Regions from separate parts of the Homo sapiens genome. Here region 1 is linked to region 2. The links are chromatin loops, found by intact Hi-C in ENCODE. Cell type or tissue: ovary. All regions are shown on one strand. Links, peaks and the distances in the headings refer to the core of each region. The heading gives the core; the rest is flanking DNA. Region 1 holds the start of LOC107985036 (a long non-coding RNA gene). Region 2 overlaps LOC105371735 (a long non-coding RNA gene).

What was found. A loop is a pair of places that touch in the nucleus more often than their neighbours do. Peaks named below come from ENCODE experiments on the same cell type or tissue, not always from the same donor. Only the 100,000 strongest peaks of a DNase experiment are listed, where the experiment ranks them.
Region 1: a loop joins it to region 2, with 2.4 times the contacts of the local background. A loop is called at or near these places in 2 of 110 quality-filtered maps.

What each region holds. Positions count from the first base shown.
Region 1 is chr17:34,106,543-34,117,284 of GRCh38, reverse strand. It overlaps LOC107985036 (a long non-coding RNA gene), which reads left to right and starts at 5,479. Exons shown (of 7, transcript XR_007065718.1): 1 at 5,479-5,639. It also overlaps a transcript of ASIC2 not described here. In ovary, for the core only: no CTCF peak of the experiment used is centred there; no DNase peak of the experiment used is centred there.
Region 2 is chr17:34,156,610-34,167,351 of GRCh38, reverse strand. It overlaps LOC105371735 (a long non-coding RNA gene), which reads right to left. Exons shown (of 4, transcript NR_188344.1): 1 at 10,650-10,742; 2 at 8,237-8,309; 3 at 5,453-5,927; 4 at 1,602-3,740. It also overlaps a transcript of ASIC2 not described here. Among named protein-coding and RNA genes, the nearest start is that of LINC01989, 22 kb to the left of the region's middle. RefSeq lists an enhancer at 9,713-10,267 and a silencer at 10,567-10,725. In ovary, for the core only: no CTCF peak of the experiment used is centred there; no DNase peak of the experiment used is centred there.

The DNA of each region.
Region 1 (10,742 bases), core at 2,497-7,496, 50 kb after region 2:
GGGCTGTTCTATAATTTGTCTGTTTATATATCTTTTTTCCACCAGAGATAAGACCTTATTCATCTTTCTCTCCTCTTCCCTAGTATACTGTGTAGCCCATATAGATGTTATATAAAGACTGTTGGTTAAATGAATGAAAAATCCTGACAGATTGATGAATTGAAGGGATGAATCTGGGGAAAACAGTGGAGTCTGACAGTAACCTGTGTGTGTGCACACTTTCCATATACACAAACCCACGATACATATTTCCAGGTGCATATTCTCTGCCAGAACACATCATATGCATGCACCACACACATACTACATGCTACACACTACACATACTTATTTCCGTGCACACATTGAACCAATGGCTGGTTCACATTGCATACACTTGGTACACACCCACCCACCCACACACACACATATTATACGCCCTCCTCCCCCCACACACACTTGCAAAAGGTATCGGAGTCTCAGAAGGAATTCTTTGGAGTCTCAGGAATTGTTATTACTGCCAAGAGGCCCAAGATTCTTAACAGAATCATGCCATGGGAAATGCTACCCTTTAGGTAAGACATACTAACAACAATCACAAGCTTGTGGGTGGCATCTTTTAAATCTCACCCCTAGGGAGAAAGACAGGTGGTCTAGGGAGAGAGAGAGCAGGCAGAAGCTTTTTCAGAGGCTTCATGAAAGCTGATTGGTAAGAAATGAAAGAAAATGCCACCACCAGCCTGACTGCCACCCCCTGACTAGAATGTAAGATTTCTTTAACACCTTAGCAGACATACTCCAGCAGGAATTACACCACCTCACTGGCCTACACTGAGGGGTGAATCACTGCCATAAAGCCTTTACTCAGAGCAGGGTTTTCTAATGAGGATGGAGACTCACATGGGAGAGTGCAAAAACTGACACTGAAGTAAATTCCCAGCCCTGTGCTAGGTTCTATCTATTACCTTCCTTAATAGCCACCTGAGGAGGGAGACATTATTGTTCCCATTATGCAGATAAAAAACAGAGGCCTAGAGAGAGAAAGGCATTTTTCTGACATTATACATACTGGTAAAACAAGGATTCAAACTCAGGTCAATGCAACTGTAATCTTGGTCAGTCCACCTTGCCCATTGAATTGAGAGGGAGAAAGGTGCTCAGAAAAGGGACTGCAGGAGACCAAAGGTCAAACGGTTTTCTCTGTGACTTTGTCAAGAGTTGTCTATACTCTCAACACTCTCTCACACCAAGTGGTTTGGGTGTTAATCTCATGCTGTTCCATGTTGGGTATCATATGCTTTCCCTTTCTTCCTGCCCTTCTCTGGGTTTGTGTCTCTAGTTTGGGGCTTCAAAACCCATATAGAGTGGATCCCATCAGCCTTCTCCCCATTATCTGCTGTTAAAATTGTTATATGTGTTTGGAACACATTTTCACTTATGTAGTTATATGTACTCTTGCGCTATTGGATAAAAGCAGATATACCTGAATAAGGGGAGTGTTGGTCAAGTTACAGCTGAAATATGGTGTTTTCAACTTGTTAAATTCTAAGTGCCACATCCTGTAAGAAACATTATCCAGAAGAGGGAAGTGGGATAGGACAGGGTCTAGGAACAAAGCCATATGAGGAATATTTGGAGGAATTGAAAATGTTCGGCCTGGTTAGACTTGCAAATATTTGAGCAGCTCCAAGCCACACAAGAATAGAAGTTAAGAGAAGGAGTGTTAACAAATGGATTAGTGAATGAATGAAAAACAATTAAAGCCATCAATTAATGGCCTTCATCTCTTCAACATCTGTTGAGAATCCACTGTCCTCCATACTCAGCACTAAGGTCTATATGAAATGGTTTCTTTGGGTGGTAGGCAACCTCCAGTCCCAGGAAGAATTCAAGCAGGGGTTGAGTGACTACTTGTCATGGGCAACATTAAGGAGATTCTAGTACTGAACGGATGATTGGGAAACATGAGTTCTAGTGCACTGCAATTCAGATTCCCAAAGCTCCTTAAACATAGGTACAGATGTCTTTGTTTTTGTACCATCCAAAACACTTAATGTAGGATACTACATGCTCTAATTGTTGACAGGTTAGTTGGCTAATGTAGCACATGACTGTGCTATCCACTTGGATAGTCGGTGTGCAATGGGGTGACTAAGCAAGTAGTTGTTTTCCATGCCCCAAGAGAATTAGATGAGAAGAGAGCTGAAACAAAAGCAAAATGGAGTTGGCTCTAAAGAATGTGTTGACCTTGAAGGTTACTGGTCACTGAAATGAGCAACGGAGGGAAAGTTGTTTCTCTGTTCCAAGTGGTTCCTTGAAATCTCTAGGTACCCGATTCTACAAGACAATAATCACGGGGTGCTCATTAGACATGGCCCTGGGCTATACAGTCAGAGCTGGACAGAATTATTCAAATTGTCCTGGCACCTGCTGGACTTCACTGTCTTAACTAATTGCCCTGCCTCCTGACCTTATGTCTGCCTCCTCTTACCCACAGCTTTTGGTGGCTCCAGGCGATTGCTCCATGAGCTCTGGGGAATAATGCTGGCTGTGTCTGTGCCTCCACCCTTTGCATCATAGGCTGAACCTGCTCCCCACTTCTCAGGATAACACTTAACCCTCACTGTTTTCAACACAGAAACATTATTCTGGGAAAAAGAATGATGCTAGGTACCAGGTATTGGGCAAATTGTAGTACATCCCTGACTTGCTTTTAGCCCCCCAAAAAATCCTTTCTGCAGATGTGGATCTAAGAAGTTAGGAATGTTGCCAAAAACACACAGCAAGTGAGTGGCAGAGTCAGGTTCAATTGGGTATTATTTTTTCCTTGTCCTTGCTCCAAATCTCATGTTCTTCCTACTTGATGGGAAAAGGGCTAGCCCCATGCAGAAGTCTCTCTCTCTCACCCTCACAGACCTTCCCAGAGCCACCTGCTTGGTTTTAGAGTGTGGGACAGAACATGCTGTCCTCCCAGTTGATGAATGCCAGCTGTGCCTCCCTTTGCTATGAGCCAAGAGTTGTGCTAAGGGATGGCTTAAAGTGCAACCATTTAAAGCACTTTTCCTAATCCTGTTCAGGTTTGTTTCATTCAACTAGGTGCAGGCAGGAAGGATCAGCCAGCTTGGACAACTGCACTGCCAATTTCTTCTTGATCTAAGAGCATCTGCTTCAGGGAATAGTGTGTTCTGAGGAACCTCATGAACTAGCTTTGCACCAAATGAGAAATTCCACCTTGTGATGATCCTTCCTGTCTCCTCTGAGGCAGTTTCTAGACTATAGTAAGTGCTCAACAAATAGACGATGGATGACTAAATGCAGATCTGGTGCCTCAAGCTCTTCATCTTTTAAATGATGAGGATAACTGTATCTTCCTAGCAGGAAGTGAGTACTAAATCAGCAAGCTCATTTTATTCTTTTTGTATTTTTATTTTTTCAGAGAAATGGTCTCTGTTGCCTAGGCTGAAGGGCAGTGGCCCAATCATAGCTCACTGCAGCCTCAAACTCCTGGGCTCAAGTGATTCTCCTGCCTCAGTCTCCCAAGTAACTGCGACTGTAGGTGCACACCACTGCACCCGGCAATTTTTTTTTTTTGTACAGACAAGGTCTCACTTTGTTGTTCAAGCTGTGCTTGAACTCCTGAGCTCAAGCGATCCTCCTGCCTTGGCCGCCTAAAGTGTTGAGATTATAGGCATGAGTCACCACGCCTGGCTTAATTTTCATCTTCTTCCTTTTTTTTTTTTCCTTAAGACAGAGTTTTGTTCTGTTGCCATAGGCTGTAGTGCAGTAGTGCAATCATAGCTCACTGCAACCATGATTTCCTGGGCTCAAGTTGTCCTCCCACCTCAGCCTCCTAAGAAACTGGGACTACAGGTGTGCACCACCATGCCCAACTAACTTTTTGATTTCTAGTAGAGACAAGGTCTTGCTATGTTGCCCAGCCTGATCTCAAACCCTTGAGCTCAAGCAATCCTCCTGCTTTCACCTCCCAAAGTTCTAGGATTACAGGCATGACTCATTTTATTCTTGACACATACTTGACACTTAGTAATCTCAATAATATTCTCTCTCCACCCCACTCCTCCAGCTTCCTTCGCCCCTCTCTTCGGGCAATGTCTGGAAGCAAAGAGCTCCTCTCCTTGGGGTTGCAGTCTACTCACTCCAGCCAAAGGGTCATCATTCACTGGTCACTTGGGGTTTGTTGCACAGAGCCCAGATGAAGATTCCACAGTGAAGATACTGTGATCAAAATACTGTTGGTTACTTGAAACCCATCAGTGCTTGCTTAGCCCCTGATGAATGTGTTTCATGTCTGATGCCTTCCACTCTTTCTCACTCCCCAATCTACTTGACCCTACTCTTGATTTGGGAAATAGGGACATGATTGACGCAACCCAAGCCTAGAGAGTACAGCTGCTCAGCCATAAGACCATGAAGTAACATTAATAGGTCTCATCCTATTGAGTGTGTCCTGTACTCTTAGCAATATTGAAGCTAGAGAAATCATCCCACAACATCCCACAGACACGAGCTTACAATGTCTTATGGAGTGAGAACGTTCATCCTAAGAGGCTTCAGGGAGCATCACTACCCAGCCTGTAACAAGGCCTTATCTTGTAAATGCCCAGAGGACCAGGGAAGGGTTGGTTTCACATGCTGGCTTCACTGCAGAGCCTAGGGATTAATACATAAGGCATTCCGTGTTGGTGAAGCATTTGATCTGTGGCTGGTTTCAGCTAAGAATTATGTGGTCAAAGAGTGAGTTTCTTGTACTTAGCCATCTCCCTTGGCTGCCCTGTGATACACATGCTTATGTGTGTGGGCTGAAGTTTTCCTTTTTTTTTTTTTTTTGGCCTGTCTTGCGTCTGAAAATCTGCAGAAAACTTTGGAGGTGGTGGAAGCTTGAGAAGGATCATCATTTGTATTTAGTTTGTTAGCTAATACATTTATCAGGGATGTCTTTTTTTGTTATTGAATTTATTATGATGAGTTCAGTATTTGTTGGTACTCTAATGTATTTAACTTGCACTGTGATCCTATGAGGTAAATATTATCACTGTTTTACAAATGAAAAAGACTGAGGCTCAGAGATTATAGGGAAGTTGCTCAGTTTCATAAATTTAGACTGTGGAAGAGATAGCATTCAGATTTTGGTCTCTTCTATTCTGAATATATTATTCTTTCCACTAAGACTAGTGTCTTTCTTCAAATACAACTTTGTAACAATGACTATTTTGGGAAATCACTTTTAGTTACTAATACCTTAAAAAAAAGTCTTTTATATTCCAAGTTCCCATGAGAATTTTTTCCATATGGCTATGCATTTTAATATAGTTATAATCATTATATAGAAATAATTTTGTATTCTATTATCTTGACTTAATATATATGATATGCTTTTCCCAAAATCACTAAATAATCACTAAAATTTATAAGATGGAAAAATAATCCATTGGGTTAAATTCTCATAATTTACTAGAACATTCTTCTATTATGAGCCACTTGTTTTTCTCAGCTTTTGCTATCATAAATAATGCCGCAGTGAAGATGTTCATACATAGAAATCCTTCTCCCAAAGCAGTGTTTTGTAGGAGAAGAAACGGGATTGGAATCAGACTGCATTTGAATGCAGATTCTCCCTTATAATAATGGTGCCATATCAGGTAAGTCACTTAGCCATTGTTCTAATTTCCTCATCAAAAACAATAAGTGTCAAAGGCTTGACTTGCAGAATTAGCAGCAGAATAACGTGCCTAGCTCAGAATAGATAGGCAATAAATTTTAGTTACACTATCCTAATGGGAAAACTCCGTAAGTAGAATGTCAGAGTGCATATACTTTTGAATTTTGACACCTACTGTAACATATCTTTTCAAAAGGGTTAGGACAATTTATGCTGTCACAAGCCATGTATAAAAGTACTGTTTTGCCACAGACCCAGAATCTGTTTTATCATTTTTGGTGCCTGTATATATAATATAACATAATATAATATAATATATATACATTATATTATATAATTATATAATATGTTGTATATAATATATACTATTATATATATGTGTGTATATATATGTTTTTTTGAGATGGAGTCTCGCTATGTTGCCCAGGCTGGAGTGCAATGGCATGATCTCCGCTCACTGCAACTTCTGCCTCCTGGGTTCGAGTGATTCTCCTGCCTCAGCCTCCTGAGTAGCTGGGATTACAGGTGCCTGCCGCCATGCCCAGCTAACTTTTTTGTATTTTTAGTAGAGACAGAGTTTCACTATGTTGGCCAGGCTGGTTTCGAACTCCTGACCTCAAGTGATCCACCAGCCTCGTCCTCCCAAGGTGCTGGGATTACAGGCATGAGCCACCGTGTCTGGCTTGTGCCTATAATTTTGAAAGGGTAACAGGACGGGAATGAAAAGAGCCCTGTGCCCTTTACTAGTGAAGATGCTGGACGATATGATCACAAAAAATGAGTCACAAAGCTTTTGAAAGGCAGAGACTGATTAGGGCCAGCAAGGCTTATAGGTAAGCCATATCTGACTAATCAAATCCCCTTGAACCCAGGGACCGATGGGATATAAAGAATCTATTCTTGACAGGAAACACTATCTGACCTCAGCATGGGTGCTTGGTAGACATTGCAAAGCCTTCCTAACCGATGATTTTTTTTAAGGAGGATGTCATCTAATACGAAGGCTTAACAAGATCCTCTCCCAAATTGGATTTGACATATGCCTGGCACTTGGGCAGCTGAGCCCTCCCTCCCCAGCCAGCCCTCTGCAGCTACAGCCCAGGGCAGCAGGGCTTTGTCCCGCCTGCTGCTGGCACAGCTGCTAATCCCAGGCTAATGATCAATCCTGAGGCAGCGGCAGCAGAGAGGCTGGGAGAGCCAGGGGCAGAGAGAGGGCGAGGAAGAGCTAGGTTTCCTAGGGCAGTCACAGAAGGCAGCCTTCCCAGAGTTGTTCCTGGTTAGGAATTAGGCCAGCGCCCTGGCTCCCTATCCTAATCTGGGCAATACCTTAGAAAGTATTCCAGAAAGAGAGAAAAAAGTGGTTGCTGGGGCTGACTTGATGCCCACGTTTGTTTGTTCAGCCCATAAGCCCACCCTATAAGATAGGCAAGACTGGGGACTCTCTTCTCAGAGCATCTCCTTAAGGTTGTTCTTGATTTTCTTTCACTTTATTTTTATTTTACTTGGGAAAAAGATTGGAGGGAAGGGGTACATCAGAGGTGATTTGTCTTGGATGTTCTATTTATTAGAACTGGATCTGAAAACCTCAAGCCAAAATACGAATTTTAGAAATACTATCCCATACTATCTCATCTCATCTCATCTCATCTCTCTCTCTCTCTTTCTCTCTCACACACACACAAACACACACACACACGCATATACCTAGTCATAAAATCTATACAGTATCACGATAGATAGATAAAGAGAGAGAAAAACTTATTTTCAGTGTTACAATACCTGGACTCATGTCTAATCCATGACTGCTGTGTGATCTTGGGAAAATCATGCCTCCAAATTTTTATTTTTCAGCTTAAAAAATGAGAGTAGAGTATATGAATGAGCAAGTCCTCAATGAGGAAGGCTTAATGGCCAATATACACATGAAAAGATGCAGGTTTATATAACAGTGAGACTCCGTTTAAAAGCTGTCAGATAGCACATGTGGTGGGCATGTGTTTGGGTGTGTGTAACGTTACCAAGTGTTGGAAAGGATATCGATCAAGAGAAATTCTCATTTACGCTTGATGAAAGTATAAACTGGCAAAACTGCATTTTTTTTTTACCCATATCAGTGAATGCTTATATGGTAAAGACAGATGATTCTCATATTCTAAGATCTAGGAATTGTACACTTACCTTTGTCTTGGAACATACATGTACGTAGAAGACATGCACAGGACTGTATACTTTTGGCATTGTTTGTACATATGAAAAATCATAAACAACCCAAGTGGCAGCCCAGAAGCAGAATGGAAAACTAGATTTTGGTATATTCCTGCCATAGTATTTTACAGAGCAATGACAATAAATGAACTAGAGCTATACGTATCGTCTACATGCATAATCCTCAAAAAACAAAGAGTTAAACAGAAAACAAAATAATAAGTTACAGAAGTTGCCAGAAAAGATAAGAAAAGACGCAACTAACTACATGTTGCTCACAAGAAATCCACTTTAATAGGTTAACACATAGGTTGAAAATAGACAAAATACCCTAAAACTTAAAGTATAATAATAATAAAATAAAATAAAAATAAAATAAAATAAAATAAATCAACAAATAAAAAAAGAAAATAGACAAAATATGTTGAAAGTAAAAAGATAAGATATTCCATGCAAACACCACTAACCATAACCAAGATATAGGGGGTAAAATAACATTAGACAAAATAAATTTCAAGATAAAGAGTATTATGGATAAGAAAAATAGCATATTTTAACATATAAGGGTCAATAAGTGAGGAAGACATAACAATTATAAATGGATATGCACTTAACAGAGTTTCAAAATATAACGAAGAAAAAAATAACAGAACTAAAATCAAAATAGACATATCTGCTATTAGAGTTGATTTTAACACTCTTCTTAGTCATTGATAAAACAGTTACACAAAGAATCAACAATGATATGAAATATATGAATGACACAGTAAACTGCTTGGACCTAATTGGCACTTATAGAACACTAAACCCAATAACTGCAAAATGTTTTCAAATGTACGAGGAGTGTTCACCACGATACACCATATAACGTAAATATCATAAACAAGTCATAGTAAACTTCAAAAGTTTGAAATCTTATAGGGTAATAGGGTAAGTTATATGACAGTGGCATAATTACATTTGAAACCAATAAAAGTAAATATTTTGAAATTAAACTATACATTTATAAACTATAGTTCAAATAAGAAATCACAAGGAAAAATTATAAAATATTTCAATCTAAATGATAAAGACAATTTATCATATCACAATTTGTGAGAGCCACATCTAGGAGCACCTACAACTATATAAAAAAATGCATGAACAGGATATTTATTGTGGCAATATTTGAGATTTCAAAAAATTGGAACTTCCAGAAAGTTTCAGCAGAGCAGTTTTGTTGAATAAACTATGGCACAGTCACTCAATGGAGTATTATGTAGTTGTTGAAAATAAGTAAGGAAGATCCTTGTGAACTGATACAAAATGATTTCAAAGAGATGTTTATAAGTAAAAAAAAGCGAGATACAAATGAGCATGTGTAAGAAAAAGGGTAAGTAAGGAAATAGCCACATATCTGCTTATCATTACATAAAGAACATAAGAAGGATAAACTGGAAAATAGTGAAATTGGATACCTACAAAGTGTGAGGCGAGGTGGGATGGAAAAGTATGAGAAAGAGTGACACTTTTCTAATTACGTATTTTCAAATATTTGACTTTCGGATGCATGCTAATAATAAAATGTCAGTATAACCCCCAAATTAAATTAAAGCCGAAAAATGTAAAGGAGAGAACCCTAAAACTGAAAGCAAACTGACAAATGAACCTAATTATATTTCAAATTAATACCATAACTAGCTGGAAGGGAATAAAGAACAAACTATTTTGAGTACCTTATGAACACAACTTGTGACTACCTTTAGTTTTGGTCAGATTGGACTTGTGGTGGGGGAGAATTGAAAATAATTGATAAACTCCTTTTAGTAGGTTTGCCTATCATAGTGTTTGAGTGAAGCAATTCTGAATGTACTTTAAGATACTGTAGAACTGAACAAAAGAGTAAATGGTTTTGTTTTGCTTTGTTCTGTTTGAGACAGGATCTTACTCTGTCACTCATGCTGGGGTACAGTGGCGTGATCACAGCTTATTGCAGCCTCCACCTCCCAGGCTTAGGTGATCTTCTTCCCTCAGCAACCCAAGTAGCTGGGACTATAGGCGATCACCACCACCCCTAGCTAATTTTTTATTTTTTTATTTTTAGTTGAGATGGGGTTTTGCCATGTTTTCCAGGCTGGTCTGAAACTCCAGGACTCAAGTGATCTGCCTGCCTTGGCCTCCCAAAGTGCTGGGATTACAGCTGTGAGCCACTGTGCCAAGCCAAAAGAGTAGATGTGTAAATGATACCGAGGGTCAAAGTTCTCATTGTGAAAGAAGGTATACAAACATACTATGGGACAGGAGAAGTCACAAAATAATCCTGAGGATGGATTGGAACTGGAGATATCTCTAAATATGTACATATATGTGTGTATATATGTTTAAGTGAACATATATGTATGCACCTGCATGTATGCATATCTAGGTTTGCGCATATGTATATTTATGTAAATATGCATGTACATATATATGTCCATGCATGTATTTCTTAGCTCTGTTTGCTAAAGAGCCAAGAAGCAAATATACTCCTGGAATAATAAGTATAAATAGCACCCATAATTTTGTCTCTACTACCATTTCTCAATTAAAGAAACTAGGACTTTTCATATTCCAGGGCTGGAACTGGGGTAAAAGATGAACCTGGAATATCTCACTATGTAGGAAAATAAGAAAGTGCTTTAAAACATGGTGGGAGGATGTCACAGGGACACAGGAACTAGCTTTAAGGAGTTCTCACTGACCAAATTTCTAAAAATTTGAACGCCAAAATGATTAAGGATAGTAATGAATGATAAATCATGGAAAAATAGAAATGCATGAATCAATATCCATATTAGATTCATTAGGTAGGTAGACACATTTATTGAGTATATAGATTAGATAGATGGATAGATAGATA
Region 2 (10,742 bases), core at 2,837-7,836:
GAGCAGGAGCTACACTGAAGAGTTGTTGTGTGGTTTATGGAAGGTAAGATAGTAAATGCAATATAAACAGCAGGGTTTGCCATTAGAAATGGTTCATCTTTGCATGGGTTTATTGAGTATTACAGAGTCCTTAGCTCCATGCATGCAGAGATAGGCAAAACAGGGAGGACAGTAAGCTTAAGGGCTGTGGAAACAGATTGGCCCTGCTTCCAGCTCCTAGCTATGTGACTTTGGACATATGGTTTAACCTTGTTATGCCTCAGTTTACTGTAAAGTGGAAATGATCATTGTACCTATGTCACTGGTCTATATTAGGATTCATTTAGTGGTTCCCAACTGAGGATGATTTTGTCCCCAGGGGACATTTGACAATGTCTGCAAACATTTTTGGTTGTTGCAATTGGGGAAGGGGGGTGGCGCTGCTGGTGTCTGGTGGATAGAGGCCAAGGGTTCTGTTAAACATCCTACAATGCACAGGACAGCTCCCCACAACAAATAATTATCCAGCCCAAAGTGTCAACAGTGTTAAAGTTGAGAAACTCTCATTAACTAATATAATGCGTATACATTCTTGGCATAGTTATTGGCATATAGCAAGTGTCTACCTTGAAGAATAAAGTTGATTGTGTCTGGAGAGAGTAATAGAATGCCTTAATGCCAGCTACAGCAGTAGGATTGGAAACTGGATGCTAATTCCACTCTCAGTCCCCTGCACACCCAGCTCCATCACAGCCTATTCCCTTGTGCTGACTGTGTGCATGCCAGTCTGGCTCATCCATCTGTCAGCTCCTTGGATGAAAGGCATTAGCCTGATTCCTCTTTGAATCCCTTCTGATGTTTAGTGCTGTGACTAAACAGCATAATGGAGAACACACTCCATTATGGTCAGTGAAATCAATAGCTGCCTTAGAGGTGGTTGGCAGTTTGGTTTGAGGAGTGGTAGAGATATATGGATGTAGGAGTCAATTGCTCAGTAAAGCAGGTGGGGCTCTTATAGGAGGCACTGATGAGGGACTGGGATAAAGAAGCGAATCCTCCAAGAACACTTGGCCTAGGCTGGAGGCTGTTCAGGCTCCAAACCATCACAGAGGATGAAGGAGCAAGAGTTTCTTAATCTCTCCCCTGGGAAGACTCCTGGTACTTCTATGGGACAGAGCCAAGGTGAGTGTTCACAGAACCACCAAGGACTGGACTAGGTCTACAAGGCACTACAGAAGTCATCTGGCTCCTATGTTTGTCTTAGGAGAAACCAGTGGTCCAGCTAAAAACTGGTAGAAGCTGGACCAGAGCCTATGGGAACATGTCTTAATGAACATTACATCCTCACAAGCTAGCAGAGAGCTTGATACACCAGAAATGCTTAGTAAGGTGTAAATGCCTCTAGCAGAGTTTCCTCTCCCATCTCAGGGTAATCAACTGTGAGGGTCCCTTCCTTGTCCCATCAGACCTAGATGGACCCTGGTCCATGAATATTTAAATCCCACTGCTTGTCTGGTAGTCTCACAATCAAACCCTAATTCAAGATCTCAAGTCCACAGGGCATAATAGCTTCATGTCACCTGGGTCTCCTTTAGACAAAAGTAGTGATTATAACAGTGGTATTAATAGTGACATAGTTACTGAACTTTATTAGATACTTATTGGTACTTTACACACTTTAGCTGATCACATCCTCCCATCAGTCTTATGAGGTAGGCACTGTTACTGTTCCCATGTTACCGATGAGCAAACGGAAGTTTAGGCACGTTCAATAGCATGCTTCAAATAACACTGCTGGTGTGGGTGGGCCCAGGCTTTAAACTCACAATCACCTGAACGTCAGCACCAAAACCCTTACCCACAACACTTGACGGCCTTACAGGGTACCTGGGCAGCAGCATGACTCAATGACCCTGAAGCTCATTCCCACACCAGCAGTGACACTGTGGGCAATTTACTTACCGTCTTGAAGCCTTAGTCTCCTTGTCTGAAAAATAGGCAGAATAAACTCACAGGACTGAATGAGATGTTGACTCCCAATACATGTTGATTTTCTTTCTTCCACGGAAATCCAATCTGTACAGAGAACTGAGTAGGACATTTCAATGTCATGTCTCCTGATGTCCCCTAATCCAGAGCTCCCCCAGCAGTATGCACAGACACCGTGCCTTGCCCACCCCCAGGAGTCTCTGGGGACAATGAGGCTGAGTCCCTAATTTCTTGGTATCCTCCCCCATTGCGTTAGCAAAGTGCCCAGACCAAAATTAGGCAATAAATCCTTGCTAAATTGCATGCATAATCAGACACAGAAAAAAGGAACACATATACATATGTATATATAGTATTTATACTTGTATATTACAGAGATAGAGGGAAAAGACACCTCATTCTCACGCCTTCAACCATAAGCTCTAGTTCTCCTCTTTTTTTGCTTTTTAGATGAGACACAGAGGGACACTTGGGGGCTGAAAGGAAGGACCTCCCTGCTAGAGCTGCACGGCCAAGCCCTTCCTTGGTGCTTTCTCTGCTATCTCCAGCTCTCTTGCTTTCTCTTCCCTGGGGCCACATCTTCTGATCATGACCAGTCTAGTGGCATTACCATGCTGCTTCATATGTTGTGGCTCAGTGAGTTGTCTGTGGAGAAACTTGACTAATGAATAATGACAGAGTAGAAAGAATGTGAAATGTTGAGTCGGGAAACCAGGATTTGAGCCCCAGTTCCATTATCTCATCAGGGTCCTTTCACTCTCTGAACCTCAGTTTCCTCTCTCATAACATGGAAACAGTGACCCCTCTTCTGCTTATGGAAATCAAATAGGATCATGCCTACTAAAGAGTTTCACATCAAGTGGGACACAGATAAAAGACATTATGAGTGCCACATCCATGAGATGAAAAGTCCTATGAGAGTAGAGACTATGCTTTTTACCTTTTGTATGTCCCTTTGCAGTGCCTACCACTATAGAGGTGGTATGTAGACACCACATCCCCATGTAGTGCCTACATGTTAAAATACGTGCAATGAATTCATAATAGTATGCATATTGATGCATGGAGAAAGATGAACGTGATCACAAACATAGATGCATTTCTCCTTTTCCCCCTCAATTCTATTTTTCTCTTTTTTATTCCCATTTCATTACTTATATTTCATTTTATTTTATGAAAGAGCTAGGAAATAAATAAAGTGAATTAAAACGAATACACAACTACTTGTATGGGGGTTATGGAAGTCATCAAATGTGAATGGGCACACAAATGAAGTCACTGTGATCTGTACACACTTAAGTATTTTTTAAAAGAGCGAAGAGATGGATAGAGACGGGAGGAGGTGGGGGGCATGGCTAGAAGAAGGTAGGTAGGGTTGATGGTAAAGGAGGCTGTGTAATAAGCACGATGATCAAGGTATGCTGAAATACCACCACTGCCAACCGCTGGTCACCAAAGATCAGAGGCAGCTGTAACCACACGCATAGAACACAAGGGGGAGAGGAAGTTCCACCCGGGAACCAGGCAAGGACAAACTTCTCTAGCGCTGTTCCTCTCTCCCATTTTCTGTAGAGTGTAGCTATGGCCAAGGCGGTGCTGATACAGTTTTGTTGAAAGCCTGTCTGTTGATGGTGGGCTTCAGGGACTCTCTGTGCACTTCTCTTTATTTGTGAAGCAGTTGGCTCCAGAGATTGAGTGACAGGGAGAAAGCAAACAGAGATGGCTTCTTTCTTCTATTTTTCCTTCGCAGGGGAAAGAGGGACAGAAGTAGACTAAAAGAGGAGAACACATACAGACAAAAATAGAAAATAAAAATTATTTAGAGGAAAAAACATCCAGTAGAGGATGAATAGGAAAGGAGTGGCGTGGGGTGGAGTTTCACACCTTTGAGGAAGGGAAATGACACGAAATAAAATCAGAAATCCAAGCCTCCTGCTCCTGGGTACTTTCCTTTACCCATCGGAGAGATTTGAGTCAGGCCTGCTTTGTTTATTTAGGAGAGGACTTTTGTTTCTTTAAACAGAAGTACTGGGTTAAAGGCTCCTCAGGATCAGATGGCTGTGGTCAGGCATGGTCCAGAAGCCCCGCTTTAGACCAGTGGGAGGGGTCAGCCCTTACATGACTAAGGGACTATAGGTAGGTGTGCCTCTTTAAAGCAAACAAAATAAGGGAAAATTAAAAGCTACTGATTTTACACTGAAGGGCGAGGACTCAAATTTCAGACTAATTTTTTGGCTATTAAAAAATGATTTGAGGATAAGGAACAGTTTGGAATTCCTCTTGTGAATTTTATTCCATATTGCACACCAGCATTTACTAAATACCTACTGTAAGTTATTTCTGTATGACATCATTATCCTGTTAGATTGGAAAGTGGAGAGAAGCCGGCATGGGAAGTGCCAAGGTAAGCAGTCCATTTCAAGTTGGAAGCGAAGACAGAATATTTCTTTTGGCCGGGTGCAGTGCCCATGCCTGTGGCCACTGCTTTGGGAGGCTGAGGCAGGAGGATCCCTTGAGGCCAGGAGCTCGAGACAAACCTGGGCAACATAGGGAGAGCCCCCATTTCTACAAAAAAGGTTTTAAAAATTAGCTGGATGTGGTGGCACCTTGTAGTCTCAGCTACTCAGGAGGCTGAGGCAGGAGGAGAGCTTGAGTCCAGAAGTTCAAGACCACAGTGAGCTATGACCATGTCACTGCACTCCAGCCTGAGTGACAGTGTGAGACCCTGTCTCAACAAACAAACAAATGAAAACAATTTTTTAAATAGGGTAGCTAAACAGTATTCAGTTCATACCTAAACTCAACTTTCACCTGCACCTGTGGTTTTGTAGGCGATGGAGCTAAGGAGTACTTGGTCAATAGCACCTTAAGTCAGGAGTTTTAAAATCAGGTAACTCAGCCAAGATTCTCTGGGTGCACAGATTCCTCTTGGCCCCCTGCACTGACTCAGGCTCCAGTGAGGTCTTCCCTGGGTGCTGGGGGTAACAATAGACAGGGTTGAGAGGTAGGAGGTGCCTCTCACCTGCCTCAGGAATCAGGCTCAGGGCAGGCCCCAGGTTCCCCAGGATTAGAAGAAGGTTCCCCATTCTTTCATCTCAGAGAGGGAGCCTCAGCATCAGAGCTGAATGAATTCACTCGTGTTCATTTGTTCATGAATTCTTGTATTTCTGAGCATCTCTCATATGCTTCAATCCTGGGGATATGGCTTCTAACAAGCCAGGCAGGGTCTCTGCCCCCAGGTGGAGACTTACATTCTGGTAGGACCAACAGATAGTTCACAAGGAAATGAGATGAATTGCAGAAAATGATTAGTACTGGGTAGAAAAGGAAACTTGTAATGGAATAGTGAGCATGGTGGAGGGTGGAGATAGGGAGACCAGCCAAGATCTCTGTGGGGCCGTGACACAGAAGAAGCCAGCTGCAAGGAACTCTCCAGGCAGAGGAAAATGCAAGTTATGAAACTCCGCAAACCGACCCAGCATACCTGATGCATAGGAGGAACTCCTCATCAGGTCTGGTCCTGGGTGGGTTCCTAGAGCTGCCCTCAATAACCCCGTCAAGGAAGAGAGCCTTTGCAGGCCCCACCCCAGAGATGCTGAGTCAGCAGAGGTGGGGAAGCAGGAATCAGCAGTTTAACAAGTGTTGGGTGATTAGAATTCACCTAGCCCTGCCATCAAACTGCTGGAGCAGATGGTGACATGGGGTTAATGACCAGAATCCCAGATTCAAACTCATTTTATCCCATTAACTGGGAGTTAATGATTTGGTCAAGTCTTGTCAAATTGCAGCAGGAGGAGGAGGCCTCAGGAATGATTGAGCACAAATGAAAAAACAGCACAGAGATGTTCCAAGGTTTCCTGAAGCCACAAAGCAACACGAGTTCACTCTGGGGTTCAGGTCAATCGGCAGCTGGGAGCCCCAGAGGTCCACTCAGTGTGGACTAGTTCTGTAGGTTTTGCCTGGAAAGAAAAAAGAAAACCAGCTATAGACAAAATCTCAGTAAACTACCCATTAAACGTCTGGCTTTGCTTCACATCCTTCCCTGGTATACCTGTCATGACAAATTACTTGCTAAGTGTTCACCAGCTGACTAAATGGGAATACGTGTTGTATGAGGCGTTTATTTATAAACCAACCAACAGCAAAGAGATGCTTTGGTTTTACAATAGTTGATCTTTAACCCTTCTTTATGGGAATGACAAATCAGAGGGAAAAGTTGTATTTTGAGATCACCGAGTTTCAAATTATAATGTCATCTGTTTATTAGCAAAGAATGATTTTTCCCCTTTAATGAGCAGGTGGTGGCCATGGCATGTACCTAGCACATGTTAAGTAGCAAATTAGCATTCGAGCTGAGCTGATTGTAGATCTCAGTTTCCTTAACTCTCCTGCCTGTTACTCTTTGCAGAGGCAGGAGGCTGCACCCTGAGCTTCTAACCCTCCCCAGAAACCAGGCTCAGGACTGGCCTTAGGTTCCCCAGGGTTAGAAGAGGGTCCCCCTCCTTGCGTCTCAGAGTAGCAATTTCAGGGTCATAGAAAGTTAATTAATTCCTGACTTCATTCATAAGTGAATAAATTTGCCACAGCAGAAATATGGGCATGTGGTCTAATAGGGGGTTAAACTGCCTGATTTGCAAATGAGTTTGTCTGAAAAGTTCTTTAATGTCTTGTCATACACTTCACCAAAAAGACCATAATTATACACAATTAGGTCAATGCTTACAAATCTGGGCCAAATTGACCCACTCTAAAACCAATCTCTGTTACCACTAGTGCCAAGCAAATAGGTATTGTAAACCTGATTGAAGAGGGGAATGCTTAACCAACTGAATAACACAAAAGCATTTTTAAGAATGATAGAATATCTGATGCCTTTATGTAAACCATACTGCTAACTGCGAGTGAGTATTATCAATTAAAGAGTGTTTTTAAGAAGATATGTGGAAACGTTTTATTAGCCATCAAGTTGAATTGCTACATGTGATAGAAAATGTTATAGCAGTATTTCTTAAAGAATATTCTATAATTCAGTTCCTGTTCAAGACTGTTGCCATCATGGTCTGTGCTATTGAGGTCTCGTTGAAGCATTTCTATTGAGTTTGTGGACCACACCCTTCAGACTCAGACACACTTGGGTTTGACATTTAAGCCCTCTGCCACTTTTCAGCTGAGGGACCCTGGGCAAGTTAGCTTTTTTCTCTGTACTCAGCTTTCTCATCTGTAAAATGGGCTTGGCAATACCCTCCTCTCAGAGTTACTGATAATGTCCGCCAAATGTCAAGCACAGAGCCAAGTGCCCGGCTGTGAAATGCACCATTAGAGCTATTCTCTTCTAGTCCCCCCTTCCCACCCTAAATCGCCTCACCCTCTTGGAAAGCTTTAGTCAAGAGCTGCTTCAGAAGACCTTGAGAAGACCTTAAGGCCATGGACAGGAAGCAGAGTAGTGTGAGGAGTGTGTTTGACACTGGCCTACAGGAAGGGATGGTGACACTAACAGGTAAACACTGCTCTGGGCAAATGATGTCTTCTAGAGCTATAAATGGTTCTCCAATCACCTGTAAGAGAGTGCCAACATCAAAAACGAATGTTCTCTTCGTAGTCATCAAGAGAAAGTGTCAATTGCTAAGTGTCTAAATTGTACCAGACACTTTATAATCTATATCTCGTTTCATTTGCACAAAAGTTCTGTGAGGCAGGCATTCTAAGCTCCATCATTTTGGAGGTGGGGAAACTGAAGTTCAGAGAAGTTTAGTCACTTCCCCCAAGGTCACAGAGCATCACGTTATGTTTGTAATCCTCAAAACAAACAAATGGCGAAGGGTAGAGGTAAGCAGTCAAAGAGTCTAAATGGGAAAGGAGCAATTAGAGCAACTCTGAGACCCATCTCGGCACACATGAGAAAACATGTCTGGGACACGAACTGAGAGAAAATATGATCCTGTGAAAAGAAGAGGCTTCATGGGGAAAACAGATCTGGGCTGCTGGGGAGGAGGGCGGAACACAGCCTGGGAGAGGGCTGGAGGTGGAAGGAACATGAACAGATATGGAGCAGCATGATTTCCAGCTGGGCAGTGCTAATCCCAGGAACCCATGAGCCATGTTGCTTCTCTCGCTATCCACACCATGGAGCAGGGACTTGTGTGTGTACCTATCTCTCTGCCTCCTCCCCCGCTGATCCTTGAGTTATCAAAGGCAGGACATGTATCTCATTTACTTTTGTTTCCCCAAAACCATACAGTGCCTGGTATAGAGTTAGAGGCCAACATACCTATTAAACAGGTGGATGAGCTGAAGATTAGCAGATTAATCCAGGAAGTCTTCCTGTAGGAGAGGGCCTGGAGCTGGGGAAAAAAAAAAAGGACAACAGAGATGTGGTGTGGTAGAAAAAAAGGCATAGAGATGTTTAATACAAGTGAGGAACTGATGTGTGTGTGTGTGTGTGTGTGTGTGTGTGTGTAATCAGGGACAAAGCATAGAAAGGACTGCTCCTTTCCTAAATTTGGGAAGAAGTGTTCCGGATCTGCTTTAACAACTTGCATTTTGGAGACAAATATGCCTGAGTTCAAGTCCCACCTCTGACACCACTAACTGTAACTTGGACACAGCACTTTACTTTTGTGAGCCCCAGCTTCCTCACCTGTACAATAGGGATAATAACAAGAACATGTACCTGTCAAGATAGTTAAGAGGGATAAGTAAGATGATATGACACCCTCACACAGGTCCTGACACATGGTAGACCTTTGTTAATTTTGGTCCTCCTGCTTTAAAAACCTGTGTCCTATCCTAGGAGTCCAGGACCTCTTGGTTAACGAATATGTGAAGTTTATCAATCTTTGCCATTGTGCTTGCTTGTGATGCTTCTGTTCTCTGAGCTCCCAGGATCAATAAACCACTGATTTAATGCTACAGGTTGCTTCAGAGTGCACCTGGATGTTTTTGTCAGTGGACCTAGTTTAGCAGGGGTCCAGATGGAATGAAAACATATTTCAGAGTAGAGCTAAACCTAGAGGGACGTGCCCTCAGCTGCCTTCTTTTCCAACATTGTCCAAGGAGTATGATTTAAGCCTGGAAAGCCCTGAAGATGAGAGCTTGGCTCATCAAGGTGACTCCATGTGGCTCTGCCCCAGCTTGGCAGTGTGGCTTGGGATGGCCACTCAGACTTTCTGTTCCCTTCCTTCTGATGGGAATTTAGCACCATTGATTCAGTAGGTTCTAGCCATTTGAGCTCTGGCATGGGCCAATAGGGCGAGCCACACTCACCTGCTAGCAGGAGCTGACTGCCAGTGGAGTTTCAGGAAAAAAGAGGTAGGCAGCGGAAAGGCTAATTCTTTGCTCCCACCTATAGTTCCGGCTGTACTTCCATCTGACAAATCCAGGATCAGAATACACACACACACACACACACACACACACACACACACTGCCCAAATGTACTTCCATCTGACAAATCCAGGATCAGAATACACACACACACACACACACACACACACACACACACACACACACACACTGCCCAAATGGAATGGTATGCAGCCAGTCCCACCTGGAGTCCCAGTTGCCTTTCTCTTTCAAATACAGACTCTCCCGACAGCTATGTGGCGGTGGGGGAGGCGACTACTTGTTGCTCCTTCTCTGAGGCTCCAGGGGCAACTTGGCTTTTCTGTCTCAGGAGGGGCTCCTGGCTGCTCTCCTAGAATGCCCCCTCGCTGTCTGCATCAGAGGCACTGTGGGTTTGGATCGCCCCCTTCCTTCTGCATTTTTAGCATTCTCCCCTCTGGAGATCCCAGGCTGGGTCTAACCTGGGATCCCTGACATTGATGCAAAGGAATGCCGCCTCCAACCTCACACCTGGCTCCTAGGAGTTTAGCACTGTCTTCCTGCCACCTGGGGGGCGGGGTGTCATGTCAACCCTCGAAGAAGCCCCCACTAGCTACCTTCAAAAAAGGCTAAAAAGAAAACTTGGAGAAAGTCCCCAGCCCCCACCAGCCCTTCTCCCCCGCCCTGCCCTTCCCCCCAAGGCAGCCTAGCAGGGACAGGGAGCTGGGGCGGGGGAAGCAGGCAGGCTTTGTGACCTGGGGGTTGTCCCTTTTTTCCCAGGAGGCGAGGAGAGAATGGATCCCGGTCTGAGCTCCCCGCTTCCGTCCCCAGTCTCCAGATACCGGTCCTCGCCTCTCCGCGCCGCGCGCTGCCTCCTCTCCCCGGTGCTAGCAGCGGCCGCTGGCATTTGGAATTCTGCCCACAAAAGGGGGCCTGGAGGAGGAGGAGAGGAGGGACGGAGGCCGGCGGCGAGAAACGGCATTCGGAGTCCAAAACATCATGGGAAAAGGAACCGAGCGGCGGCGGCTCTGAAGGCTGTGCCGCTGCGCCCGACCGCAGTGCATCAGCGTGGCCGCCCTGACATCCCCCAGGATGGTTAACATGGGGCATTATGCGCTGGTTAACAGGCTCCGAGCTGCTCAGCGACTTGTTTTAAGCATTTTCTCTCTCGCTCTCGCTTTTAATCTTGTCTCTAGTGGCGTGTGTAGGGGGGAGGACTTTATTTCCATTGGCTAAGCTCTCCCTTCCCACCCACATCTCTTCCACATCACCTTGGTGTCTCCCTAAATAAAACCAGCCCTCCTTATCGCCTGGAAAAAATCAAGAGCTAGAGTTTGAATGGGTTTTATATAAACACTCACCCCTGTCAGCGTGCGGCTGGGCTCTCAGGATAAACTCACAGCATCTGGCGCGATGCTTGCCTTGCGTTCTCTCCCCTGAACGTCAAGGTTTAA